Regions from separate parts of the Homo sapiens genome. Here region 1 is linked to region 2. Evidence: chromatin loops called from intact Hi-C (ENCODE). Cell type or tissue: A673. All regions are shown on one strand. Links, peaks and the distances in the headings refer to the core of each region. The heading gives the core; the rest is flanking DNA.

Region 1 (14,921 bases), core at 3,219-11,218, 170 kb before region 2:
CCTGCTGGAGGCCTTCCAGAATTTGGTCTCTACAGCCTTCGTGTTGAACACTTTGGAAAGCTTATGACACTTCTCAGAGAATGGGGTCCAATGATATTCTGGTGGGTGTGGCCTCCCCCTCTTTCTGTTACAGTAAGAATGACCTCCCTCTGAGCCTTAGCTAGAGACAGTGTGGCTTCATGGAGAGAGTATTAGACAGGGGGCTGGGGAGGGAGGGCGTTCTAGGCTGTGACTTTGCCCCTTCAGGACCTCAGTGTCTTCATCTGAGTCACTAGGAGGTGGGTGGACAGGGCCCTCCCCAGCCTTGCCTTTGTAAGAGGCATCCTTGGTTCTATGGTGGCAGGTGCAGAGGCCAAGTCCTCTAGCTCAGCTGATCCCGGTCAGTCTCTCTCCCCTTAGCCTCGAGATGAGTTTGCTAACACATCTGGTGAGAATGAGTTGGAACTCTGTATCTGTGCAAGTGTCCTGCCGATTACTCAGTAAGTGCTCCATAAAGGGAGGATAGGAGATGCAGCAAGGATGGGCTGCAATTGAAACTTTAACATTATCTCCAGGGATTTAGTGTATAAATAAAAATAACAGGCTGGAGAGAAGCCAGGTATCATACATCTCTGTTTCTAGACCACACCATATTATATTATGAATTAATATTTTTTAAGAGCCTGACAAAATCTCAGAGATCCTGTGGCAAAATCTCATTAGTTTTGCAGGAGTTCAAATCATTTATTTATTTCATGTAGACCAGAGATGTGACATTTTGCTTTGGCATTTTGTCCTCTTGAGGACCTCAGCAGATGGGCATGGCTGTTGTCTGAGGGCCATTGATGGGCTCTCTCCCAACCAGTGGGCCCAGCTGCTGGGGAGCTTCTAGAAGTTGATATGCAGCTATGATCCCAGATGGGACTTGGGCTAAACTTCCTCACCTGGCACAGCACTGAAAAGGAGTGATGGAGGAGGAAGTGAAGGTGTCCCATGAACTTTTAGGTAACGTCTTTATTTGGAGCATTTCCAAGCCCTGCATTCACTCTGGAAATCATTTGCCACTTCCAGGGAGCTGTTTGAGCAGCCACGAGGTGGAGCTCAATGCCTGCCTCCCAAGGGCTCCTCTTCATTCCCGGAAGCCTTTTCCAGACGGGGAGGGTTGGGAGGTGGGTGCAAAAGACTTGGAAAGAAAAGTGCCCAGAGGGCAGCTCACCACCCTCCCTCGCCCCTGTTCCTTGATGGGGATTGTAGAATCTCTGCCTTGAAGGGAAATCTCTTCTTGACACTCAAACCAGACCCCTTCTGCCCTGCCAAGTTAGCAGGGGTTTCCTTTCTTCTTTCTGTCCTTCCTTCCGTAAACTGAAGCTTGAAGTGGGTGCCTCATTCTCAGAGCCGATCTGGGGCAGTGTCCAGCTCCCAAGTCTACAATTTCTCCTAGTGTGAGTTTCTCTTTGTGTTGAGGTGGCTTTGGTATTTTCCTCAATGGATTGCTGCATTGCATGATTCCACGAGGCAGTTTTGTTTTTTTTTTTTTTTTTTTTTTTTTGGCAAATGTTGCTCCCTGAAGTCGTGTAAATATGGCAGTCAGTTATTGTATCCCACCAAATGGAGAACTCTGTACTTAGCAGATACTCTAAATATGTAAAGAAAGAAAATTATTGCTATTAAAAAAGACCTGCTTCCTTTTAAAAAAGAAGTATAAGCACAGGAATAAAAATCAGACATATCAAAAGAAGTATAATTAAAAGAAAGGCCAAGTGCAGTGGCTCACGCCTGTAGTCCCAACACTTTGGGAGCCCAAGGTGAGAGGACTGCTTGAGCCCAGGAGTTCCAGAAAAGAAAGTCTCCCTCTGCTGACTTCAGCTGTCTTCCCTGGAGGCAACCAGTTACTCGGGGGCTCCTCCAGAAATATATGTGCTAGAATGTGCACAGAATTGTGGGTGCTTTTTAAATTCTTAATTTATTTATTTTTGAGGCAGAGTCTCACTTTGTCACCCAGGCCGGAGTGCAATGGCGTGATCTTGGCTCACTGCAACCACTGCCTCCCGGGTTCAAGCCTGTAATCCAGCTACTCCTGCCTCAGCCTCCCAAGTAGCTGGATTACAGGTGCCCGCCACCATACCCAGTTAATTGTTGTATTTTTAGTAGAGATGGGGTTTCACTATGTTGGCCAGGCTGGTTTCAAACTCATGACCTCAGTTGATCCACCTGTCTCAGCCTCCCAAAGTGCTGGGATTACAGGCATGAGCCACCGTGCCTGGCCTTATTAACTTTTTACTTTAGCATGGCACATTTGTTATAATTAATCAATACAAAGACATTATTATTATTATTGTTATTATTTTTGAGGTGGAGTCTTGCTCTGTCACCCAGGCTGGAATGCAGTGGCGAGATCTCGGCTCACTGCAACCTCTGCCTCCTGGGTTCAAGCGATTCTCGTGCCTCAGCCTCCCAAGTAGCTGAGATTACAGGCACCTGCCACCATGCCTAGCTAATTTTTGTAGTTTTAGTAGAGACAGGGTTTTGCCATGTTGGCCAGACTGGTCTCAAACTCCTGACCTCAGGTGATCCGCCCGCCTTGGCCTCCCAAAGTGCTGGGATTACAGGTGTGAGCCACCATGCCCAGCTGAGACATTATTATTAACCAAACTCCATAGTTATTCCAATTTCTTTAGTTGTCACTAATGTCACTTTTCCGTTCCAGGATCCCATCCTGGAACCACATTGTGTTTAGTCATCATGTCTCCTCAGGCTCCTCTTGGCTGTCGAAGTTTCTGGCTTTCTCTGTTTTTGATGACTGTGACAGTTTTGAGGAGTACTGGTCAGGTATTTTGTAGGATGCTAGAAATGGGCATTTTAAATGATAATACATTGTGTCAAACTATCCTAAAGAATGCCTGGACCAACATTACTTTTGGATCTCAGGATTCCCCAGCTGGGTTTTTGTGTACAATCAGTAGGTGACTGGAATAATAAAGAATAGAGTGTGGAGTTCCATTTTATCTGGGGAAATTGGTCAGAGGACATTTATTTGGGAGCAGCCCATCTGGGTGGGTCAACTGAAAGCTTCTTGAAGAGGAGGAGGAACATTTCCTACCTCAACATCAGTCTGACCTACAGACTCATAGATCTTCTCACTAGCTGAGCCCATGCTTTGGAGAAGAGTAGGGGTGCCGGATGTTGGGGCAAAGAGAATTCATCTGGAGCCTGGCAGCTTTGGCTTGACTCCTTACTTTGCCACCTGTTAGATATGTGGTTCTTCAGAGCCTCAGAGCCTTAGGTTCCTCATCTGCAGAATAGGGACAAGTATTCCTATTATCTGGAAAGCTGGAGGGTTTCATGAAATAGTCACATATTTCAGGCTGGGTCTGGCATATTTTAGCAGCTCTAGAAATGATAGTTTTGATGATGATGATGATGATGACATGATGATGATTGGCCCAGAGAGGAATTCCAGGCCCAGAGAAAGCAAGAGATCTTTGCTTTTAGAAGCTGCTTATTCTTCATTGAGCTGGAAACACTCCCTTTCCTATCTGGGAGAGCATATCTGGAGAATGGACTTTTGGGATAAATATGCTCTTTTAGGACAAGTATATTAAACTCACTTCCACTGAGTGGCTTCTTCAGAAACCTGCCTGTATTAGTCTCTTCTCAAGCTGCTAATAAAGACATACCTGAGGAGGGGTAATTTGTACAGAAAAAGAGGTTTAATGGGCTCACAGTTCCGCATGGCTAGGGAGGCCTCACAATCATGGAGGAAGGTGAAGGAGGATCAAAGGCACGTCTTATATGGCAGCAGGCAAGAGAGTATGTGCAGGGGAACTGCCCCTTACAAAACCATCAGATCTCATGAGACCTACCCACTATCATGAGAACAGCAAGGGAAAAACCCACCCCCGTGATTTAATTACCTCCCACCAGGTCCCTCCCACAACACGTGAGGATTATGGGAACTACAATTCAAGATGAGATTTGGGTGAGTACACAGCCAAACCATATCACTGCCTTTCACCTTATTTTTGAGGACTGCAGTTGAGGCTTGTTTGTGAAACTACAACGCGTCGATTTCTTTGATTTCCAGGCACTTGAATTTAAAAAAACTTTCTGAGTGTATTGAATTTTTCCAAAAATGAGCCTTTTGGTGTTCTAAAAAAACCGGCTGATTCTACTAGAATGGGGTAGAAAATGGGAACTGCTCAATTACTCATGAAAATCTTCTGCCAACAGTTTCTGAACTCAAAGGAACAACCATGCGATGTGGAGGAGAAAATGGATCCAACGTTTTTTCCGGGGATTAAAAGTGAGTCGGAAATTGCCAGGACTTGGGAGAAAAAGGCTCTTGTTGAGTTCCCCTTTGAATCACCGAGTCCCTTTCTCTCAGAGTGCTAAGTGTTGAGATGCAGCGTCCTTACTGCCTAGAAACCCAACAAAGACTGGCTTGGTGGCTGCTTTCAGGTTTCAGTTCTATGTAGAATTTTAACCATGAAAAGATACAAAGATTGGTTTCTTCTGAGTCCTTAACTGAACACCACAAAGAGGGACAATTAGAGGGGCACTAGGCTACTGTCTCTCACCAGCTGTGCTGCTGCTGTTTGGAATCTTGGGACCCTAGGAGCCGCATGGGGTACACCATCCCAGCCCCCTCCATTCCCAGTGCTCAGACACACACCACAGACTCAACCCTCCAGGGGTGGCGCTTGCTGGGTGCTGGGGAGGCTGCCTGCTGCAGTGGAGAGAGGATGGATCTTTACTTAGCTTTGTAGGCTGGTGTGTCACTGACTTGTTGGGTGTCCTAATCTGTAAAATGGAATAATAACGCCTGGATTGGAGGCCAATTATTAGGATGAGGTGAGATAATCATGGATACTGTTGGCATAGTGTATGAAGGCAATAACGGTAGCCATTTATATAATATAGTTGTTCTCTCCATTGTGCCCACCCTTGATTTATAGTGCAGATACCCTTCTGCCCATCTTTGAAAGCCCCCTCTCCGCCCACTACCGCAGACCATTCCCAGCTCCCTATACTCTGCTCTGACTGAGCGGGTCTCCATGGTTTCCCCTGTTCATCTGCTGGTTACACATGTGAATAAGGGGCTGGTGCCCCTGACCTTGAGCAAACGTCTCGATCTTCCTTATAAATGGAAAGGGATTGTGACATCTCCCCCCTAGGGATCACTGCAAAGGAAAAATTAGACAGTGGAAACCAAGTACCTAGTACAGGGCCTGGCCCCTGGTAGATGCTGAATAAAACCCCCTTCCGCCGCCTCCCCCTAGAACGTGAGCCAGAAAGGACATCTGAACAGACAAAGCAGCTCCCACAAAGGCCATGCGCTGCCTATACGCATAACTTAGGAGGCTCTCTCAGCAGCTCACCTGGTTTGTGGTGTGCAGCAGAATGGGCATGTGTCTAGAGTTTGCACTCAGACTACTAGGTTCAAATCCTTCGTCTGCCACTTTCATCAAAAAGTTATAAATTTCTCTAAGCCCTAGATTACTCGCCTAAAAAAGGATTGTAAAAAAAACTACCTAACATTTAAATGATTCCAGGATGAAATGTCAGGAAGCATGCAAAACAGCCCATAATCAAAACGCAGCAAATTATTATTGGTGTTCAACAAATATTTGAATAAACATTTCTACAGTTTTCACACGAATAGTTTCACTAGCTACATATACTTAGTAAAATTGTGTGCTATAATATACTTACTTGTATCCTGACCTTTGAGTATTCAGTTTCCTTTTATTTTTATTTATTTATTTTTACCTGTGGTAAATGATGCTTCAGTGAACATCTCCATGCAGCTATCAATTTCTTCCACTGAAAGTCTTCCCTGAGGATAGACTCCTAGAAATGGCATTGTTCACTTAAAGGGCTTATTCAGCAATTCCTGAAGATATTTCTATAATACCACACTGGAAAGAGTTGCTGCAGAGAGATATTTGATAACACAAAACACCCAGAAAGGGTTCTGTTATGCTCAGCAATCACTCCTAATGGAGATCTTCCTTCCACGCTAGCTTTTTATTTTACTCTATTAGGTTCAAATCCATGGCTTTAAACCTTGTTACATTATGTGATTATTTCAATTTTGAATCCATTGGGGGCTGTTATTCATAGGTACTTGTTTTTTAAAGCCTTGTTAATGATAAAGTTGATGTAATTATAAAGTTACTTATTTTTTGCAACGGGGCTTTAACCAGTTTTTCTTTTTTGCCTTTATTTATTAGACTGAGGGGTTTGACTCTAACTTAGGCAAAAACAGAATGAGTTGGCTCCTATAAACTGAGAAGGGCTGTACAAGGCAAAGCGAGATCCAGGGGCTAACCCATGCGGTCTTAATCCCGTCACTCCATTTCTCTGCTCTGATTCCTTCTGTGTGTTGGCTTTGGTCTCAGGCAGGTTTTCTTCACAGGACCTCAAAACAAACTTCTGGTTCTCTGAGTTCAAGTCTTTACGGCTTGGGACCCAAAGAGAAAACAGGCCTGTTTTTCCAGCTTCCATCTAGTAAATCTTGTGAAGTCTCTCACTGGCTTTCTTGGGTCAGGTGTCCATATCTGAGCCAATCAATGTGCTGGGGGAAGGATCCTGGGCTCTGATTGGCCAACCTGGGTCATGTGCACCCAAGTCCTGTGGCTAGCATCAGAGTGCATGGAATCATGATTTACAGCTCCCCTGGGCCTCACGGGGAAGAGAGGGATGCTGGATGAAGAGGAGGGTGAGTTACCGAGCTTCTCTGGACGTCAACGTCCTGTTCTGTGAAACGGAGATTACAGCAGTGCCCACTTCCCAGGCTGGTTGTGCAGGTTACATAAAACAATGTGCTTGTCACTCTACCTGGCATGGAGTAAGTTTCATTAACTGTTAGTTTTGAGGACAGCCACAATAGTCATACCTACTAGGGTTAAGTAAATCTGATTAATATAAAGGCATTTTACCTGGGCATGGTTGCCCTGTAGCCCTGTAGCTTTTGAAATGGGAGGAGAGTCACCAAGTGGCATTCCGAATGTCTTCCTAGAAATGTTGGAAAATCCCTAATCCTCCCTGTGCACTGTGCCTGGCACAAGGCAAGAGCCTCTTTCCCTTCTTTCATTTTTATCTTTTCCTAGTCTTCAGGCCCCTCCTGATCTCTGCCCTGTAGCTACTTTTTTACCCACCTGTAATTATCAGCAGCTACCAATTACCCAGCCACCCAACTGTGGGGAAATAAGGGTAACTGTGGGTTCCTGGGGCTCGATCACTCCCTCCCAGAGGTGCATGCCCAATCAGAGGGTAGCAGGAATGGACGAAATCCTTCCCTCGGGCACCTAAGAAGGTGACTGTTGACTGCATTTTCTACCTTTGAGAGGAGTGCCAGCCTTGAGGGTGATGTGTTGTGTTCTCAGATTCAGTGCAGGGCAGCCCACGTGACTCAGTTGCTCTCACAGTGCAGCAAGATCTAAGATCTAAAATGATCTGTCTCCTCTTCCTATTTTAACATCTCTTAAATCAAAATATGCCTTCTAATAAATGTGCGTATTGTAGGTAGTGGATTACCAGCCCTCCGCAGCCCCACGCCTACCTCCATCTTATATTAAATTGATGCTGCTTCTTACCATCAGTGGTGTCATAAAACAGAAATATAGTAATGTGCATGCTAAGGGACTGTAGGCACTCAGGGACTGTGCTAAGCATTTATGTGCATGATTAGGTTTAGTCCTTCTAACTACCCTACGAGATAGGCCCAGTTATTATCCTCATTTAACTACTAGAGAAACTGAGTCTCCAAGCGGGACTTTGACCAAAGTTGCATGGTTTGTAAATGGCCAAGCCAGGATTCAAACCTAGGCAGCGCTTTCTGATTCTAGAACTGTGCTCTTATCCGATACATTATAGTTTCTTTGTTAGTTCCGAGGGTTAGATTGTGCAGCGAGGAAGCATTCTACTTTGGTTTTTATGATCAATAACTGGGTTAAAAGGGGAAGTCCCTCTGTTCCACCTTGCCTTCCCCTCCTCAGGGCACCCACCTCAGGCGCCAAGCGGCACGCAAGTTGCAAAGGCACCACAAGATGGCGCTTTCGACCTTTCTCCTTAATGTGAGCTCTGGGCCCGGACTGCCTTTCCCTGCACTTCCTGTTAATGCACAGAGATGTGTTTAGTGGAGCTGCTGCTTGACGGTTTTCCGCAGAATTAAAGCCTTGCAGCCTGTTGGAAAAGAAACAGGCCATAGTCGCGGTTGGACGCCATGAGGGGTGTGTGCACGGAAAAGCGGTGCTGTGTGGACAGAAGAACTCTGTTCAGCACCCAGATGGTGGTTGGAAACCAGTGGTGGCGTTTGGTCATTTCACAGTAAGCCTCTTCTCCTTAGGCCGATTCCTCAGTATCAAAAGTTCTATGAGTTCACTCAAGAATCTGTTTGAAAAAGAGTGAGTTAGGAATTTCAGTGTCCCTTCAAGAGCTTTTGAGAAATCTCAAGTCAAAGGCTTCCCGAACCTTCTCCCTCCCACCACACAGCCGCCTGCACGGAGGAAGGCTGCTGTGGGGTGGGGAAGTGGGGGGCACCTTGGGGAGAGTCTACCTGCTGGGCTCAGGGAGGTACCCAGGTGTGGGAGGGACGTAGGACACCCTTCAGGTCAGCTTTCCAATGACTCGGGTGAATGAATGTCACAATTTTAGGGCTGGCATGTCCTGGGTGGGAGGGTCCCAGAACCTTCTGGTCATGTGTGGATGATAACATTTCCTAATGATTCACAGAGTTGAATATATGCTCTAAAAGAAGAACCTGGACATCAGGGCTCAGTTCCAAGAAGCATCCTCCCAGCTTGCTAGCCCCAACTGACCGCTTTCCTTGTTCTCCCTCCTCCCAGCAGTTGTAAAACACCTACTCTGTGCTAGGGACTCACAGGGGCTAGGAATTCTGAGACAAAGTCTATTCACTATTGTTAGGGATCCTACATCCTAGTTGGAGAAACACACATATCTATAACAATGCGGTTTAATGTGTTAATGCTGAGGTGTGGTAAAATAGTGAGGCTCAGACAGGCCTGGGTTGAAATCCTGGCATGGCTCTCTGGTAGCTGGGTATCTTTATGCAAGTGATTGAATCTCCATCAGACTCAGTTTTCTTACGTATAAGACAAGGACGGAAGTATAGATGTCAAAAGGTTGATGTGAAGATTGAATGAGAACTTGGGTAAGGCACCTTGTCCCAAGCTTAACCCAGGGAGATGCACAAGTTTCATTGATCTCCTTACCCTCTAAGAGATTTGCAAACATTTTCAGTACACTGGGTGATAGAATGTGAATTCCAAATACTTCCCAAAGGTTGAAGTGACAGGAAAAAAACTGGTAAGATTAATTGGGGCATATGTAAAGTGGTAGGGCTAGCTTCAAAGGATCAATTACCCCAGCGTAAGATTGGAGTGGAGATACGTGTGGCATGAAACTCTGCTCTTGTGTGATGAGGCCTTGGGGACCTATTAAATGCTTGCTTAATGGATGTGACTTGGTGGCTGAGAACATTAGCAGACTTAGATGGGGTTAATAAAAGTACTGTGTCCAGGACAAAGAAAATGAGCCACAGCCACACAGCAGGTGGTTTGGGAGGGTGACCTGGAAGGCAGGGGCCTGGACACCATCACCTAGAATGGCTGAGAGGACAGCAGGGTTAGCTCAGGAGAAGGTCAGGTATGTCCCAGCATGGCCTCTGCCTTCTGAACATGTCAAGGGCTGGTACCTGAAATAGGCATTGTGCTACCTCTGTGTAGCTCTGAGGATGGAACTCAGGAAGCATCTTTTAGTGTCCTGATTTAATCCTAACACTTTTTAGCATGTGGACTTTTCCAATCATAGAGTGAGCTGCTTTTTGAGCTGTGAGGCTCCTGTTACTGGAGATATCCAAGCCACCTCTGGATGCCCTACCTGGGATTGTCTAAGGCAGGAATTACTCACACAGGGTCCAAGGAGCCATAAGGATGACATCAGGGAAGTCTAAGAATCTCCTGAAATGGTTTGCAAAATATACTGGGCATTTTTTTTTTTCAGGGAAAAGGAATCATAGCATTCATCAGCTTTTCAAGGGGGCCCAGAGTTCAAAAGCAGTTAAAAAATTTACAGCTTCAAAGAAATTTTTCTAGTGGATATAAGGTGGGACTAGATTCTAAGGTATTTCTTCCCCCAGGTTTAAGATTCCTTGGACTGTTAAATACATTTTTTAAGAAACACAAATTTATTATTATTAACTATTATTCACTGTGTGCTTATTATATGCTACACAAAGTGCTAGATATTCTATTTGAATGGTCTCATTTAGTGTCTCAAGAAATTCTTTGAAATTAAGCACTATTATTATTCTTATTTTGGAGGTGATGAAACAGGCATGGAAGTTTGCCCAAGGTCACAGAAGGTTTCAGATTCCTCTCTTGGTAGATACGTTCTTCAAGTTTGGCCTTTTTATGCCTTATAAATGTAATGTTGGCCGGGCACGGTGGCTCAAGCCTGTATGCCAGCACTTTGGGAGGCTGAGGCGGGTGGATCGCTTGAGGTCAGGAGTTCTAGACCAGCCTGGCCATCATGGCGAAACCCCATCTCAACTAAAAATACAAAAATTAGCTGGGTGTGGTGGCATGCACCTGTAATCCCAGCTACTTTGGAGGCTGAGGCAGGAGAATCACTTGAACCTGAGAGGCGGAGGTTGCAGTGAGCTGAGATTGCACCATTGCCCTCCAGCCTGGGTGACAGAGCAAGACTTTGTCTCAGGAAAAAAAAAACACAAACGTAAAGTTAATCCAGGTTGGTTAATCCAGATTTTATAGGATATAAAACTAAAGTTTCTCTTGGACATTTTAAAGGCAGATGATAATAATAATAATAGTAATAATAATAATAACAACTACCATTTATTTACTGCCTACTTTCTGTGTTGAGACATTTATCTCATTTAATACTATAGTTGTAAAGTTGGGACTGGGAGAAATTATTTTATCCACGGGCCCCTAGACTTTGAAGGAGAGGGTTGAGGACAGCTCTGCAGACAGCTGGGGGTGGACATTGGGCTGGGGGTCTGCGCCCCTTTGTGTATCTGTTCCCATGAGAAGCCATTGGAATAGATTTCCAGGGAAGTGCAGAAAACCCCTAGCATCTGGAGTGGGTGGGCATCCAGGTAAGACAGTGGCAACTGGACATTTCCTAAAGTCCCAAGAACGATGCTCTGGCCCTGGGCTAAACACAGAGAGGAAAATTGAGGCGGTAAACCTGAAGGGTTCAGGGGCCACCCCAGAGCTGCCTGGCTCCAGGTGGCTCAGAGAGGCTGTGACACCAGCAGGGACCCCATGGCTGCATCTTAGGTCTGTGCCCTCTCTTTCACCCCAGCTCCTTCAGGCTCAGGGAAAGGAGCAAGTGAGTAGCCTTCTGGTGGGCTAACACTCCAGAGTTAGGGAGTCCTCGGCAAGGTGGGGAGGGAGCTGCGCCTTTGGGTCTGGAAGGATCCCCCAACCTTCTTGGCATGCTTCAGCCTTCTACAGCCTCCTTGAATTGGAATAGGATGTCAAAGGCCCATATCGCATTACCACTCCTCTGAAGTAGCTAATCCCTCACTTAAAGCACATGCCAACCACATTGTCAAGGAAAAGTTTGCCTCAGTCCTCTTGGAAGTGCAGCTGCCTGGCTGACTTTTATTTTCTTGAAACCAGAACCTGATGCTTAAATCGTCTGGGGAATCTCATATGGGCAGACACATGGAGAGAGGGACAGTGTTTTTTATTTAGTTCTTCATTCAACAGATGAGTCTCCAAAATACCTGGTGCCTCCCAGCGAACAATCTGACAACATCAGATCCAGGCTGCAGGGAAGGCAGGCCAGGCTGGAACAGGGGATTTTAGGGTACTCTATGGGGTTAAAGAGTTACCATAACTTCTAAAGGGCCCAAACTCACTTACGAGTTGGTGATCCAAGCGGAGAGGTTGACTGATCATTCCTTAGCCGTCATATATACTTTTCTGCTAGGCCCTGTCAGTGGGGTGATTATACAGTATATCAGCCATACTCGGACTCTTTTGAGAGTGAAAGGGAACATTCTTCATAATTGCATTGGGTCAATTACCATAAACCAGGACTGTCTCAGGCCAACCAGAATATGTGGTCATCCAACCTAGGAGTGTCCAAAACTTTTAACACTGCCCAGGACAATTTAGCTTCTCTAAACCTTAAGTTCTTCATCTGCAAAACAGGACTTATAGTGGAGTTTGGTGAGAAAGAAAGTGCGGTTGTTGCTATTGTGTTGGTTAAACTTTGCTCCCCTCAAAATATGTGGAATCAGCAGGATTGGTACCCTAGTAGCTATAAATGAATTGAAGGGTATGCTTTGTCTCGTACTTTTCTTGGCTTATGACATTTTTTTTGGCTGTACCGATGTGAATACCTAACTCCAGTCTATCTTTGCAGGCCATTATTTCAGGGGAAAAAAGCCTTTGTGATTTAGAAATGATTCTTGTGTGAGCACTGCCTTTAAATAACAATGGGTTGAAAGAAAGAGCTTGTTGCTTCATCATCCCCGTTGCTCTGGGGGAAAAACTTTGAATATTAGATCAGAGTCTCATCTGCATCTAATTAGACATGCCTACCACTCATCCCGGAATATCAACTCTGTCCTCATTGTGAAATGGGGCAGATTATTTGAAATCCAGCTTTGAATTGATTTTTTACCCAACAGAAGATCATTTTGCTTCTAACCAAAGCGTTGAGTTGAACTTGACGACATCATGGTCATTTTGCGTCTTCAGTGTATTTGGTGTTGGGGGAAAACCAACCCTGCTGCTCCTCTACTGAAGTGGAATTTGTGTCTACCAAATGAGAGCTGGAGCAGCCGTTTCACAGCTCCGGGGCTCCCTTTCTGGATCGGGGGGAGAGGCTCTAGAGGAGCATGTGATTTCTGCAGATGTCTGCCTGTAGGAGACAGAACTAGACACCAGCAAAACAAACCTGGCTGAGGCTGGTTGTTCGTGTGGCCCAGGTTAACTGGGTGATTAATCTCCATTTGATAAACAGGGGGTCAGCCCTGAGCCGGAGCATGAGAGCACAGTGGAGCATCCTGTGGGCTGGGGTGGACAGGAACTGTAAGACACTGTGTACTTCAGAGAGCAGACAGTCTCCTTGCAGCCCGACACACGTGGGTTTGAATCCTGTCTCTTCCACCTGCTAGCTGTGTGAACACGAGTGATGTGTTCACCTCACTGAGCCTTGTTTTCCTCATCTGTAAAATGGAGCTTCAATAGAACACCCCCGTTGTGGTCGTTACCAGGATTCAATGAGATAGGGTATGTAAGGCCCTCCACACAGGGTCTGGCTCACAGTAGGTAATAATTACACTAGTCCTTGTCGCTGTCCTCATGCAGCCTCGGGGAACTTGGAAAGCTCTTGGCTGAGACACCCGGACTCTTGGCTGCCCTCTGGTGGTGAGGCTCAGCGCGGACCTGCGTGGAGGAAGCTGGGAAATGTTACTTTGAAAGCAAGAAAATAGCTTAGGGTTTTAGTGCTTTCTTGAAGACCTCCAAGAATATCCATGTAACTTTTCAAAAACAGGAGGAGAAGAAAACACCCCAGGGGCTCTAAAAAGCAGCACGGTGTCTTCCTTGTGTGGAGGTTGAGCAGGAAGGGTTGTGTGGGCTTCTTTGCCTTTGAGGTTCCGGAGGCCCCCATCACGGTGTCCTGGCAGGACAGGCAGAGAGAAGGGAGCTGGGCGAGAGGGGAGTGGGGACTGAGGCTGGGGCTGGGCTCTGTGGACATGCATCTGGGGCATGGCCGATGCTCCCGGGCCTCCTCTAAATCCCCCAGTGTTCTCTACTTCTCTGCCCCTGGTGCTCTGCCGCAGCTAGCCCATCTCATCGCACATGGGCGTGGCGGCCACGGGCCATGTGAGAGCCAGGATGGAATCAGCACCTTTTTTTTTTTTTTCTTGCCTGATAATGACTTGCAATCTGCCATGAGCCTTCCCAGGACTGACAGATGTCTTGATCAGTCTCCTCCTCTGACCCTGGGTGAGACACCCGCTCTTTGGGGCTGCCCCAGAGTCTGCCGTGAGTCCGTCTGGCAGTCAGACCAACAGGCAATTTCAGGCAGCTTCTTTGCCTCCCTGTAGACTGAGTTTCTGGAGGGGCCATCTCCAGCATCCAGCACAGAGCAGATGTTTAATCATGCAACAGTAGCTGGGTGAATGAATGGTTGAACTCTGTCCTTGAGGATAAAGGAGCACAGCCAGTCATACCTCTGTTCCCCATGGTGCCCAGCAGAGTTTTGCACATAGCAGTAGCTCAGGAATGCGTGAAGAAAGCATGTTCTCAGGGATCTCCCTATGATCCTAATATTAATTCAACTGTGTTTGAATACCTCGTAAGTGCTATCATAGATTCTGGGAGGTTTTTACAAAGCAGCATATGACACAGCTCCTGGTTTCTAAGAAGGGCTTCTTCTTAGATGCTCAGGTTCAAATAAAACTGTTAAACTGTAGTGCAGATTATGTAATAATTCAGGACCAAAATGAGTCACCTATATGGATATTAGAGTTGATACTGGAGGCAGGGTTGGCCCCATGGGTTTGTGACATGTGAGTTGCACAGAGCATGTCTGGAAAGGGCCCCATGCTTGGTTTAATGCCCTGCTGTTGCCGTCTAGAAATTCTTAATAATTTTTGAACGGGAGGCCTGCATCTTTTTTTTTTTTTTTTTTTTTTGCACCTAGGCCTGCAAATTATGTAGTCAGTCCAGGATGACCAGGAGAAGCTCTGAGTGGAGTAGATCTGAGAGCGGTCAGGTGAGGTGGAGGAGTTGAACTGCAGGGCTAGGCTGGAGCTCTCTGAGGACATGGCCATGCTGGTGTCAGCCCACTACAGCACCAGGGCCTGCTCAGGACGAGCCTATGGGAAGTCAGGGCAATGGCATTTGGAATCAAAACAAGCCTAACTGTGA
Region 2 (14,921 bases), core at 3,445-11,444:
ACTGAGCCCAGGTATGTGGGGCCTGGGGCCCCCTCTCTGCTTCCCCAAGGCTGTTCCAAAGCAATCCTCAGAGTTTAGTCTAAAGGGCTCTCTGGACTCCATGTTGTTGTGAAATTGTATACTGTGGTTTTGCCGTTGTTGTCAACAATATCAGCAGGCTTAGGACAGAAATAATTTAAAATGAAGTATCTTCTGAATCTATGTAGAAACATGCTAACTGAGCAGCCATGGGTCAGGAATCTGTTGTCTTCTCTTTCTTCGAAATCTCTCACATTTACTTGTGCTTGCTCTATCTGAAAGCAGCACTTTGCCAGGCTGTTTGGGTGTTTGTCTCTCTGATGGTTCAACTATCGGAGGTTCTATACTACCTGCCCCAAGCTTCTTACACTATTAGCAGCACTTTGGGCAAACTTCTAGGCAGTTTGATTGTGTAACCTGACTGGCTGAGGGACCTATGAATTTGTGTGTTTGTAGCAAAAGGTATTTGCCTGCGATTTTTATTTTCTTTCTCTTTTCAGACACCTTGCCACGTGTTTACATTTTTTATTATGGTGAACAGGCAGGAACATGGTGTGGAACTGAATCTCATTCTGTCATCTACTGTGATGTGTGGCCTTGAATCTTAGGCAAGTTACTAGTCTCTTCGGAGACTGTTTCCTCACTGCTGAAAGGGAATTACTAATGGTGCTTTCTTTACAGTATTATGAGGGTTGAATTGAATAACGCATGTAAAGCTTTCAGAACAGTGTCAGGCCTGTAGTGAGGTCTCATGATTGAAACAACAGCAGCAATGACCTCATCATTGTCCGGACAGTTAGGGGATCTTAGAGGGTGCTCTGGAATGCCAGCCTTGTCCTCCTTGTCCCTGGTGTCCGGTCAGGTTGACCTCAGCTCAGCTGTGATGGGCTCAGGCTTTTCATCTCATTTAGCTTTTCCCAGGCAGAGTCCATAGGCCATCTAGAGGGAATGAAGCGCTCCATGCTGGCTGCCCATGAGGGGGTCACCCCCAGATAGGGCCAGACTACATGGCCTGATGTTCCTGCATGACCGCTTTGCTCACCACAGAGCCCCTGCCCCTCTTTGGAGAGGCCCGCATGGCTAGGTATCTTCTTGCTGAGGAAGGAGCCAGCCCCTGTGCACCCATACCTGAGGGCTCAAAGCTTCCTGACACAAGAGGCTTCTAGCAAGCTCAATTCCAAAGTCTGGCGCCCCAGACTATGTATTTGCTCTTAAGTCTTTTTAACTCCCCAGTGCACTGACAAGCTTGAAGACAAAGCCCAACAATGGGTTTTCATTGGCGAATCAATTCACTATTCTTTCAGCTACTAGAAATTTGCAAAAATCCCCATTCAATGGGAGCTGAAACTATTCTGAATGGTATCCAGTGGAAGGGAGTCTGTCTCTCACTCTCTCTCTCTCTCTCTCACACACACACACACACACACACACACACACACAATGGGGAGGGGGACAGCTCTAGGGACGTCTGAGGTACATGCATTCCCCTGCAATCCCTTTTCTCTTTTTTTATTTAAAAAAGGCACAAACCATAGTATGACAACTGCAGTCCTCTTTTTTTTTTCACTAAAAAAAAAAAAAAGACACAAAACCACACTGTAAAACCATAACAGAAATGTTGCTTTAATCACTCCTAATCCCATCACTGAAGCAAATCAACTGTTTTTAATCTTCCCTTCCAGGGCCTGCCTGTAAGCAGACATGTTTCTAAACAACTGTAATCATAACACAGTTTTGCATTCTGTTTCTCCCTTATATCTTAACCCTTGCCCTGCAGTCTTCATAGGCATCGTTTTTAATGGCTCACTCAATTCCATCAAGTGGGGCTTCTGGAATTTACTTATCAGCCGCCTAGCTGACTAGTACATCATTTCCTGGAAGAGCCCACATTAGCTGAGAAACAAACATCTAGGTGATTTCTATAATTTCTCAATGCTATTGAGCTCTAGAAATACCTGGCCTTAAAAAGCTTCCTTGGGAAAGATACATTATTGACCCAAGACTGGAGGTCTTCTCTACTTATTTAAATAAGTGTCTTTGTTTTCTAAGGAGGCTCAAGCCCAGATCCCTTGCACACATGGTTTTGTCTTTTTCAGCAGCACAACCAGAGACTGTCCTTTTCAATGGCTTTTCTCAACGGGAATTCAATTTGTTCTCCATTATCATCACCACCATCATCATGATCATTTTTCTAAGAGCTGCCATTTATTGAGCGTTTTCCCTGTGCCAGGCACTCTAAATATTATTTTTGCATCATTATTTTGTTTAATGCCATTAGTTGCCACTGTTATTGTCCTCAGTTACAAATGAGGAAACTGAGGCTCAAGATGTTGAAGTGGCTTGTTCAAAGTCTAATGGCTCTTAAATGTCAGAGGCTGCCTGCCTCATCTCATCCCATACCTCCTTGGAGCCCCCTCAGGTAGGCGTGAGCCCCTGCGCCACCCAGCTCCTCGAGTGAGGGCCTTTCCTGCAGGGTAGAGTTTGGTCTAAAGCTCGCAAGATGGGCTGCTAAGCCCAAGGTGCCTTCCCCACAGTGCGTCTCTCTTTGGGTAGAAAAGCCAGCCTTCCTCCACCCCACAGGAACCCTGGACAGGACAGTGTGTGCCTGGCTGACATGGGGACTTAGAGGCCTGTGTCTGGCAGAAGTTGGGGCCCAGAGACAGGAAAAGCCTTGCCTAAGGTCACAGGGTGAGTCATTGGCCCTGATAGGCTATAACCTTGGTCTCTTGACCTATGACCAGGGTTCTGTTCTCCTCGTTGGGAGATGATTTCAACAGACTGCATTTGAAATGGAAGGAGAGGCTTTAGAGTTGGCCAATAGCTCTGCCCTTGGAACAGGCTGGTGCCATCATGTAACCAGACAGCCCATGGCAGAAACTGGAAAGAAGGCAGTGACTGGTGCCCAGTGTGGTGAACAGAGGTGGAGAAACAGCACAGACTCGGGTGTGTGAGGAACACAGAACAGGGCCCAGCCCAGCCTTGGCTACTGGCCTGCCTGGTCAGGCTTATCACAAGAGCTCCTGCCAAAGGGATTTCCTAAAAGGAAAAGGCTTTTTGCTCTTTTGAGTCTTCCACAAGTAGTAAAAATCCTGAGAGGGACCTTCGTGATGACCATACCTTTCCTGGGCAGAAGCAGAGACTGCTACAGGAACAGAGACAGCTTTTGCTACTGATTCTTTCAACAGGTATTTATTGAAGCTTTCTGTGTCAGATAATGGGGTTAACTGAGGGAATAAGACAGACAAGCTTTCTATCTTTATGAAACATCTATCTTAGCACGGATCATAAGCTAGTCAACAAGCAAGATACTTCCTGAAGACAAGTGATGTGAAGGAGACAGTCTAGGAGGTGTGGAAGAGACTGTGACTGGAGTGGGGGCTGGTGGAGTGGTCAGGGATGGCCCTTCTGAGGAAGTGCAGATCTGGGGCAGAGCACTCAGGCAGGGGAAACAGCACGTGCAAAGGCCCTGAGGTGGGAAACAGCTAGGCAAGTTTCAGGAACAGAAAGGAGGCTGAAGGGACAGATTTTATTCTAGGTTCAGCATTAGTGCCATTTAGAGTAAGAGGATTCCTAACCTGCATCTCTCAAATGGCCTCCCTCTCCTTCCTCAAGTTACCTGTTTGGGCTGTATTCCTCCTTTGCCTCTATAGTCATTACTGTTTCCCTCTCGTGGGCTCCTGTGTTGGCACACAGCAGTCAGAGGTGTTAGCTGTAGCTCTAGGGCAAGCAGTAACTGTTCTAAATGTCATGCTCCCTCCAAACTTTCAGACCTCTCCGTCTGATGGCATGTTTACATCTCAGATAGCTGTGTCCTCATCAGAGGCAGTTAACAGATCAAAATAGCATTTCTTGGACCTTGCAAAGTGACAAATCATGTTATGTTTACCTTAGGAACGCTAGGGTTTTCAAAAAAAAAAACTCCACTGTGGTTATTTAATTGGAGAAAGCTACCCTTGTTAATGGCTCTTAGTTAAACACACCATTAATGCCAGGGGAGACAGCACTGACAAGCTGCGCCTACTTATTGGCTGGTTGCTGATGGACACTGACAGACTCGAGGATCTCCCCGTGAAGAGACAGTGTAACTGTTGTGGGGTTGATCCAGGTGTGCACCACACTTACGACTATAGCCAGAGTCTGGCCCTACCAGGCCAGCAGTGCCTGAGTGCACACTGGAGGCCTCTGATGAAGCCCCAGCAGTGTAGCAGCAGGGCCATGTCTGCCAGTTTTCTGGGGACAGTCTCATGCTATGTCCTTTTTATTTTAATTAAGCTTTTAATTTTGAGATCATTGTAGGTTCACATGCAGTTGTAAGAAGTAATACAGAATCTACGTACCCTTTACCCAGTTTCTTCCAATGGTAACATCTTGCAAAAGTATAGTACAATATCACAATCAGAATATTGACCTCCATACAGTCAAATGGAGACATTTCCATTTCCATAATCACAAGGATCCCTCATGTTGCCCTTTTTGGCCTCACCTACCTCCCTCTTGCCTCCATTCCTTCTTAACCATTTGCAGCCATGAAACTGTTCTCCATGTCTGTAATTTTGTCATTTCACGAATGTTGCATAAATGGAATCCTGTGGTATGTAACTCTTTGGATTGGCTTTTCTTACTCAGCGTAATGCTCTGGAACTCCATCCAGGTTGTTGCATGTGTCAATAGTGTGTTCCTTTTTATTGCTGAGTAGCACTCCATGGTGTGCGTGTACCACAGTCTGTTTAACCGTTCACCCACTGAAGGACATCTGGGTTATGTCCAGTTTTTGGCTACTATGAATAAAGTTGCTATAAATATTCATGTACATATTTTGGTGTGAACATCTTCATTTCTCTAGAATAAATGCCCAGAAGTGCAGTTGCTGGGTTCTCTGGTAGTTGCATATTTGGTTTTTTGAGAAACTGTTTCCCAGAGTGGTTGTCCTATTTTATATTTTCACCAGCAATGTATGAGTGATCCAGTTTCTATAGATCCTCGGCAGCATTTGGTGTCACTATTTTCAGTTTTAGCCTTTCTGACAGGTGTGTAGTGATATCTCTTTGTGATTTTAATTTGCATTTCCCCAATGGCTAAAGACGTTGAACATCTTTTCATGTGTGTATTGGTCATCTGTATATCCTCTTTGGAGAAATGGGTCTTCTTGTCTTTTGTCCATTTTTAAATTGAATTTTTTTTTACTGTTTTTTACATATATAGCCACAGGCTATATATATATATATATATACGTGTGTATAGTAAAAATAATATAGATATATATGTATGTGTGATAGTAAAAAAAACACTCTAAAATACATATATATGTATGTACACACACACAGAGTCTAAATTCTAGTCTTTTGTCAGATATGTGGTTTGCAAATATTTTCTCCTGCTCTATAGCTTGCTTTTTAATCCTCCTAGCAGGGTCTTTTTCGGAGCAAAAGTTTTTAATTTTGATGAAGTCCAATTTATCAGTTTTTCCTTTTAATGATCGTGCTTTTGATGTCAAGTTGAAGGACTCTGCCTAACCCTAGGAAAGATTTTCTCCTATTTTTTTTTCTAAAAGTTTTATAGTGTTTCGTTTTACACTTAGGTTTATGAGCCATTTTTAGTTAATTTACATATAAAGAGTGAGATTTGGGTCAAGGGTTTTTTTGGCTCATATATTGTCAATTGTTCCAACATCATTTATTGAAAAGACTATCTTCTCTCTGTTGATCTGTGTTTGTAGTTTTATCAAAAGTCAGTTGGACATATTTGTGTGAGTCCCATTTTTGGGTTCCCTTTTCTATTTCATTGTGTGTCTCTCGGCCAATACCACAGTCTTGATTGCTGTAGCTATAAAAGTAAGTCTTGAAATCAGGGAGAGTGATTCTTTCCATTTTATTTTAGCAATTCCAGTTTCTTGTTTCTTTGCCGTTCCAAATTTTAGAATAATCTTGCCTATATCTACAAAATAATTTGCTGGGATTTTGATAGAAATTTTGTGTTCTGTCTTTTAAGGGAACGTGGCTGGCCGTGCACGGTGGCTCACACCTGTAAACCCAGCACTTTGGGAGGCCGAGGCAGGTGGATCACCTGAGGTCAGGAGTTTTGAGACCAGCCTGGCCAACCTGGTGAAACCCCATCTCTACTAAAATACAACAATTAGCTGGGCATGGTGGTGGGCGCCTGTAGTCCTAGCTACTCAGGAGGCTGAGGCACGAGAATAAGTGGAACCCAGGAGGCGGAGGTTGCAGTGGGCTGAGATCGCGCCACTGCACTCCAGCGTGGGTGACAGATCGAGACTCTGTCTCAAAAAAAAAAAAAAAAATGTGGCTTTCTATAGTTAGCATGTATTTTGTATTTTTAATAGGTTGAACATTTAAAATAGCAAAAAAGAACTAAAAACATCTGTAAATCTATCACAGTGTATACAACCTATATAGACTGCTTTATAATCATCTTTCACCCAACAATATAAGTGAATATGATGACCCTTTTTCCGTGGTGATAGTTGTAATTTTAAATCATTTCATACTATTCTCTTATGTGGATACAGCATCATTTATATGGCTAATCCCTCACTGTTGCATACTTAAGGGTGTTTCTTTTTTAAATTTCTTGTTTGTGTATTTAATTTTTCCTGTCATAGACAAGCTGTGATAAATATCTTAAAACTATGTCTCTGAAAACATACTCAATTACTTCCTCAGGAAAAACTTATTTGAGTGAAATTGCTGGTGCCTTCTTGATTCTTCTGTTTTTCTGATGTCAGATGAAGATCCAGTTCTTTGAAGTGAAACTAGCATTTAGTTATCAGCTCAGGCCACTTTCTACCTCTGACTTGCCTTTCACCTCAGTTTCATCCTCTTGGAATTTCCCCTGAACACATACACAAATACACACACACACACACACACACACACACACACACACACACACATACACACACACCCCAAGGCTTGGATAGAGGAGTTAAAACAGATGAGAGCTCCACATTCTCTAAACTCTCTGTTGTTAACATCTTCTTTGAGGCTCTTCCTGTAGTTCAGAGCTCTGTGTCCTACTGCTAACCCCAGATGCAAAACAGATGCGAAACGGGTCCTGTGCTTTATTCCTTTTAGAAGATTTCCCCATACCCCTTCCATGTGCCTAGTAATTCTCTGGGGGCCGCTCTTCCTTTCTGAAAGGAGGTACATGGGGACTTCTGGGGCCCTACTGTAGAGCTTTGACTCCCATTGTCACTTAGGCCCTCTCCACACCCTGAGTAGCATGTGACTATTTTAAGAAAATTCCTTAAGGCCTTCAAAGAGTAATAGGATAGTTTTCTGGGAAGCTTGTTAAAATTCTTGAATATGTTCAAGGGATTTACATTTTCAAAGAGAGAATGTTTTGTTTGATGTTGAGGAAAGATTTTTTTTTTTTTGGTCCCTGGGAATTTAAATAATTTGCTTGACTTTCTAGTGGAAAGACCGCAGTGTTCTTAGATTCTGAATGTGGCATTTGTTAGAATCCTCCATGATTGATTGCAGGGAAAATGTGTGTAAATGATTTTGCAATACATTTTTAAACCAAGGGTCATCTGTAAGTTGTCAGCCTAAAAAAGTGGCATCTTGCTTGCATAAGTAAATTTTATTTCTTGGAAGGAGACAGTTGCTTAAAATGAGAAATATCAGTTTTAAATGATCATTAATGATGACCCCATGGATACCTTCCAGAAGAAATGGAATCAGTCTACCCCCTTGTGGATAGCTCAGAAAGTTCCTCATTTTCCTCACTAAAAGTTACATGTGAGAGTTCTGAGGGAACCACAGGCTATATGAGTTTCCTTCTCATCTAAAAGTAATAGGAAGTACATTTTATATAAAATTTGTGTTAAAGTAACTAGACATATCTTTGTAATAGCTAATTGGCCTTGTGACTGGTATTTTTAAATAACACAGTAAAAATAAATAAAAGGGGTGATGTTATACATTCATTATATGTAATATATATTATGTAGTGGTTCCTGTCTCACGTGCTCAGAGCAATGGGCAACTTCATCAGGTAAATCACTCTTCATGTCCCTGCCCAGAGCTCATAAACTGACAGGTGTAAGGTATATAAAGAGGTTGCAGGCAAGAAGCTTTGGGGCTCAGACCGAAGAGGTGATAAATAAAAATCACCATGATTTTGGGGGAGATTACTAGAGTCCAAGTGCTATTCTTTTTCTTTATGACTATTCTCTAAATTAATTCCTATAACAAACCTCTGCTGTTACTGTTCCAATTTGATATGGTTTGGCTGTGTCTCCACCCAAATATCATCTTGAATTCCCACATGTTATGGGAGGGACTTGGTGGAAGGTAGTTGACTCATGGGGGCCAAGTCTTTCCCATGCTGTTCTCATGATAGTGAATAAGTCTCACAAGATCTGATGGTTTTAAAAAGAGGCATTCCCCTGCACAAGCTCTCTCATTTTTTGCCTGCCGCCACCCACTTAGGATGTGACTTGTTCCTCCTTGCCTTCTGCCATGATTGTGAAGATTCCCCAGCCACACAGACCTGTAAGTCCAATTAAACCTCTTTCTTTTATAAATTGCTCAGTCTTGGGTATGTCTTAATCAGCACCATGAAAACGAACTAATACAGATTTTGGTACTAGTAGAGTGGAGTGCTGCTGAAAAGATACCTGAAAATGTGGAAGCAACTTTGGAACTGGGTAACAGGCAGAGGTTGGAGTAGTTTGGAGAGCTCAGAAGAAGACAGGAAAATGTGGGAAAGTTTGAAACTTCCTAGAGACTTGTTGAATGGCCTTAACCAAAATGCTGATAATGATATGGACAAGAAATCCAGGCTGAGGTGGTCTTAGATGGAGATGAGGAACTTGTTGGGTACTGGAGCAAAGGTGACATGTGCCTAGAAGGTGAGTATCATTATCTCTGGTTTACAGAGGAGGAAACTGAGGTTCAGAGGGGACCAGTTCAATAAGTGGGGAACAGAGCTGGGACATAAACTGAGATCTTCCGGCCCCAACCAGGGCTCTTTCCAGTATGCCACAGGGCCTGCTGTGGAGTTTCACTCATGTCCATGTGAAGAGACCACAAAACAGGCTTTGTGTGAGCAACAAGGCTGTTTATTTCACCTGGGTGCAGGTGGGCTGAGTCCGAAAAGAGAGTCAGTGAAGGGAGATAGGGGTGGGGCCATTTTATAGGATTTGGGTAGGTAATGGAAAATTACAGTCAAAGGGGGTTGTTCTCTGGCTGGTAGGGGTGGGGGTCATAAGGTGCTCAATGGGGGAGATTTTGAGCCAGAAGGAATTTCACAAGGCAGTGTCATCAGTTAAGGCAGGAACAGGCCATTCTCACTTCTTTTGTGATTCTTCAGTTACTTCAGGCCATCTGGATGTATACCTGCAGGTCACAGGGGATATGATGGCTTAGCTTGGGCTCAGAGGCATGACATTCCTGTCTTCTTATATTAATAAGAAAAATAAAACAAAATAGTGGTAAAGTGTTGGGGCAGCGAAAATTTTTGGGGGTGCTATGGAGAGATAATGGGCAATGTTTCTTGGGGCTGCTTCAAGCGGTATTAGGGGTGACGTGGGAACCCAGAGTGGGAGAGATTAAGCTGAAGGAAGATTTTGTGGTAAGGGCAATATTGTGGGGTTGTTAAAAGGAGCATTTGTCATATAGAATGATTGGTGATGGCCTGGATGCTGTTTTGTATGAATTGAGAGACTAAATGGAAGACACAAGGTCCAAATAAGAGAAGGAGAAAAACAGATATTAAAGGACTAAGAATTGGGAGGGCCCAGGCCATCCAATTAGAGAGTGCCCAAGGAGGTTCAGCATGGCCCTGCCAGCAAAGATTATTTATTTACTTTAAGAGGGAGTTAAGAGTGGCTGTTTGGGGATAGCACCAGGAGATATCAGCTGTGATGGCCTGGAGAAACAGTGTAAACCAGCAGTGTAAACAAGAGTAGGGCATTTATGAGTAGTTGAGTACGGTGAATAGGAGTATGACTAGACAGAAGATAGTAGAGATGACAAGTTTTTGGGGTGCAGTCCAAGTTGGGCTGGTGTCTGGAATAAGACTGGGGCCTAATAAAAAGGAGTGTCCATACAGGAGCTCAAATGGGCTGTACCCTGTAGCATTCCAAGGACAGGCCCGAATTTTGAGAAGGGCAAGTGGTAAAAGTATTGTCCAGTCCTTTTTAAGTTGGTGGCTGAGCTTGGTGAGGTGTGTTTTTAAAAGACCATTAGTCCATTCTACCTTTCCTGAAGATTGAGGACCGTAAGGGGTGTGAAGGTTTCACTGAATACCAACAGCCTGAGAAACTGCTTGGGTGATTTGACTAATAAAGGCCGGCCCATTATTGGACTGTATAGAGGTGGGAAGGCCAAACCGAGGAATTATGTCTGACAAAAGGGAAGAAATGACCACGGTGGCCTTCTGAGGCCCTGTGGGAAATGCCTCTACCTATCCAGTGATAGTGTCTACCCAGACCAGAGGTATTTTAGTTTCCTGACCCAAGGCATGTGAGTAAAGTCAATTTGCCAGTCCTGGGCAGGGGCAAATCCCCGAGCTTGATGTGTAGGGAATGGAGGGAGGCCTGAAAAATCCCTGAGGAGTAGTAGAATAGCAGATGGAACACTGAGAAGTGATTTCCTTAAGGATAGATTTCCACGATGGAAAGGAAATGAGAGGTTCTAAGAGGTGGGCTAGCAGCTTGTAACCTACATGGAAGAGGTTATGAAATGATGACAGAATAGAAGGGGCCTGTGAGGCTGCGAGGAGATATTTTCCTTGGTGCAAGAACCATTTGCCTTATGTGGGAAGAGATTGATAGGTGGAAGTTTCAGTGGGGGAGTAGGTGGGAGTGGCCAGATGAGAAGGAGAAAAACTGCCGTGAGGGATAGAAGTTGGAAAGCTAGCTGCTTTTTTAGCTACCTTATCAGCATAAGCATTGTCTTGAGCGATGGGATCTGATGCCTTTTGATGGCTCTTGCAGTGAATGACTCCAGCTTCCTTTGGAAGTAAAGTGGCTTTGAGAAGAGTTTTTATTAAAGAGGCATTAATGATGGAGGACCCATGCATAGTGAGGAAATTTCTTTCTGCCCATATAACAGCATGGTGGTGCAGAATATGGAAGGCATATTTAGAGTCAGTATAAATATTGACACATAGTCCTTTTGCAAGGGCGAGGGCTCGAGTTAAGGCAATGAGTTTGGCTTGTTGAGAGGTAATGGAGGGGGGCAGAGCAGTAGCCTCAATGATAGGTGTGGAAGATACTATAGCATAGCCTGCCTTTGCCGGTGAGTGGCGATTAGGCCTGGTGGAGCTGCCATCAATAAACCAAATGTGATCAGGGTGAGAAACAGTAAAGAAGGAAATGTGGGGAAATGGGGTGAACGTCAGGTGGACCAGAGAGATATAGTCATGGGGGTCAGGTGTGGTATCTGGAATAATGTGGGAGGCCGGATTGAAGTCCGGGCCTGGAACAATGGTAATTGTGGGAGATTCAACAAAGAGTGAGTATAGCTGAAGAAGCTGGGGAGTAGAAAGTATATGCATCAGGTGGGAGGAAGAAAATAGATTTTGGAAGTTATGAGAACTGTAGAGAGTGAGTTGAGCATAGTTTGTGATTTTGAGGGCCTCTAAAAGTATTAAGGCAGCGGCAGCCGCCACATGCAGACATGAGGGCTAGGCTAAAACAGTAAGGTCAAGTTGTTTGGATAAAAAGGCTACAGGGTGCAGTCCCAGCTCTTGTCTAAGAACTCTGACCACACAGCCCTGCACTTCGGCTGTGTGTAATGAAAAGGTTGGGATGATTTAGGGAGAGCTAGTGTGGGAGCAGCTTTTAGGGCTGTTTTTTAAGGAATGGAAAGGGGAGTGGGGAAAGGATTTAGGATTTATGGGGTCAGCTAGGTTTATCTAGGACAGAATGGGTTGTGGAGGGAGGTATTGAGGATAGAGGAGAGTATATGGGTTTGGCACCCTGGGGTGGATAGGTAAAACAATTTGGTTGATAAGGCGCAGATCCTGAACTAACCGGTAAGGCTTTTCTGGTTTTAGGACAGGTAAAATGGGGGAATTGTAAGGAGAGATTTTAGGCTCTAAAAGGCCATGGTGTAACAGGCGAATGATAACAGGCTTCAATCCCTTTAAAGCCTATTGTGGGATGGGATACTGGCATTGAGCGGGGTAAGGGTGATTAGGTTTTAATGGGATAGTAATGGGCATGTGATCGGTTGCCAGGGAGGGAGTGGAGGTGTCCCATACTTGTGGGTTAAGGTGGGGGGATACGAGAGGAAGATGCAAAGGAGGCTTTGGGTTGGGAAGAAGGGTGGCAATGAGGTGTGGCTCTAGCCTAGGAATAGTCAGGGAAGCAGATAATTTAGTTAAAATGTCTTGGCCTAATAAGGAACTGGGCAGGTGGGGATAACTAAAAAAGACTTCATAAAAGAATGTTGTCCAAGTTGGCACCAGAGTGGGGGAGTTTTAAGGGGTTTTGAAGCTTGGCTGTCAATACCCGCAACAGTTATGGAGGCAAAGGAAACAGGCCTTTGAAAAGAAGGTAATGTGGAGTTGGTAGCCTCCCTATTTATTAAGAAGGGGAAGGGGCCGGGTGCGGTGGCTCACACCTATAATCCCAGCACTTTGGGAGGCTGAGGCGGGTGGATCACGAGGTCAGGAGATCGAGACCACAGTGAAACCCCGTCTCTACTAAAAATACAAAAAAAATTAGCCGGGCGCAGAGGCAGGTGCCTGTAGTCCCAGCTACTCAGGAGGCTGAGGCAGGAGAGTGGCGTGAACCTGGGAGGCGGAGCTTGCAGTGAGCTGAGATCGTGCCACTGCACTCCAGCCTGGGCGACAGAGCAAGACTGCATCTCAAAACAAAAAAAAAAAAAAAGAAGAAGAAGAAGGGGACGGACTTAACCTCCACTGTAAGAGTTACCCAAAGCATCTGTGATGGTCCAGGAAGCTTCTGAGGCAATTGGGCAGCGTCAGCCTTCAGCCGCTAAGCCGAGAAGATCTGGGAAGGAGTCAGTCAGAGAGCCTTGGGCCAGAGTTCCAGGGGCTCTGGGAGTGGCTGCCAGGCGAGTTAGAAAGTCCGATTTCCAGTGGGGTCCCGCACAGATGGGACACGGCTTAGGAGGAATCCCAGGCTGAGGGCATTCCTTGGCCCAGTGGCCAGATTTCCAGCACTTGAAGCAAGTTCCTTGGGGAGGGGGTCCTGGAGCAATGCCTGGCCGCTGCGGTTTAGGTGTTTGGAAGTTCTTGTGTGCTGGAGATGTAGCTGGGATTTTGTCTCACGGTGGAGGCAAGTAATTGTAACTTTTCTCTATTATTGTACAACTTGAAGGTGAGGTTGATTAATTCCTGTTGTGGGGTTTGAGGGCCGGATTCTAATTTTTGAAGTTTTTTTCTAATGTCAGGAGCTGACTGGGTGATAAAATGCATATTTAGAATGAGACAGTCAGAAAGCCTGGGCCTTCAAGGTCTAGGGCTGTAAAGCATCTCAGGGTTGCTGCCAAATGAGCCATGAACTGGGCTGAGTTTTCGTCTTTACCTTGGGTAGTTTCTTTAAGCTTGTCATAATTAACAGCTTTGTAAGCTGCCTTTTTAAATCCTTCAACTAGGCAGGAAACCATGTAATCTCACCTAGCTATACTTGGGGAATCTGCCTGATAGTTCCATTGGGGATCCTCTCGGGGAACTGCGCTAATGCCTTCCTGGAGGTCTGGTTCATGGAGCCAGCGGTTGTCAGTGTGAGATTGGGCCAGAGAAAAAATTTCCTGTGAATCTGGGGAGAGGGTAGAAGTTAGGATGACATTTAAGTCACTCCAGGTTAAATTGTAGGACAGAGTTAGATATTGGAATTCCTGTATATATTCAGTAGGGTCTGAGTGCTGACTGATCTGAGAGAGGTCTGAAAGAGAAAAAGGCACATGTACCCTGACTGTGCCTTCAGCTCCAGCCACTCTCTAAGAGGAAATTGTTGGGCAGCTGGAGAAGAGCTAGTCTTGGATCCAAACTGTAAGACAGACTGGGTGTGAGGATGGGAGGTGATCGAAGGATTATAGGGTGGAGGAGCGGAGGCTGAGGAAGAATTGGACCTGGCTCAGCCTGGCGATGAGCAGCCTGGGGAGGAGGGGAGAGGTCGGATGATCTGTAGAAAAGGAAGATTGGAAAGACTCAGCGACACTTGGGGTTGGGACTGAGGGGACAGGCAGGAGGGAAAGAAGGAAGATTTGGGAGGAATCGCATTGGGTACAGAGACTAGGGAGGGAATGAAGTGTGAAAAATGCCTGGATGTAAGGCATCTCAGACCATTTGCCCATTTTTCGACAAAAATTATCTAGGTCTTGTAGGATGGTGAAATTGAAAGTGCCGTTTTCTGGCCATTTAGAGCCATTGTCAAGTTTGTATTGGGGCCAAGCGGTGTTGCAGAAGAAAATAAGGCATTTAGGTTTTAGGTCAGGTGTGAGTTGAGGAGGTTTTAAGTTTTTGAGAACACAGGCTAAGGGAGAAGAGGGAGGAATGGAGGGTGGTAGGTTGCCCGTAGTGAAGGAGGCAAGCCCAGAGAAAAGAGAGAGTGGAGACATGGAGAGAAGGATTGGGGAGTGCTTGCCCCTAAGAAAAGCGGAAAAGGGGTAGAGACACAGAGAGAAGGGGTGGGGGGTGCTTGCCCCCAGAAAAGTGGTGCTTGCTGCTATGGGTGAAGGACCAAGGCAGGCATCCCCGTGTGATCAGACACCTCTGAAACATGGGTGAATAATAAAGCAGGCATCCCTGCATGATTAAACACCAAGGGAAGACTGTCTTCCCAAGTCTGTGACCGGTGCCGGAGTTTTGGGTTCACAGATAAAACGCATCTCCTGTCTCTACCAGAAAAGGAAAGGAACTGAAATTAAGAGAAGGGAGAGATTGAAAGATGGCACCAAGACTGA

What was found. Peaks named below come from ENCODE experiments on the same cell type or tissue, not always from the same donor. Only the 100,000 strongest peaks of a DNase experiment are listed, where the experiment ranks them.
Region 1: a loop joins it to region 2, with 7 times the contacts of the local background. A loop is called at or near these places in 28 of 110 quality-filtered maps.

What each region holds. Positions count from the first base shown.
Region 1 is chr5:135,552,951-135,567,871 of GRCh38, forward strand. No RefSeq gene overlaps it. Among named protein-coding and RNA genes, the nearest start is that of CXCL14, 19 kb to the right of the region's middle. RefSeq lists an enhancer at 12,218-12,738. In A673, for the core only: a CTCF peak has its summit at 8,028 (motif pointing right); DNase peaks (open chromatin) are centred at 6,591 and 8,051; H3K27me3 peaks cover 912 bases.
Region 2 is chr5:135,721,957-135,736,877 of GRCh38, forward strand. It overlaps a transcript of SLC25A48 not described here. Among named protein-coding and RNA genes, the nearest start is that of MIR5692C1, 74 kb to the right of the region's middle. RefSeq lists enhancers at 10,645-11,429, 12,922-13,421. In A673, for the core only: a CTCF peak has its summit at 7,727 (motif pointing left); no DNase peak of the experiment used is centred there; H3K27ac peaks cover 495 bases.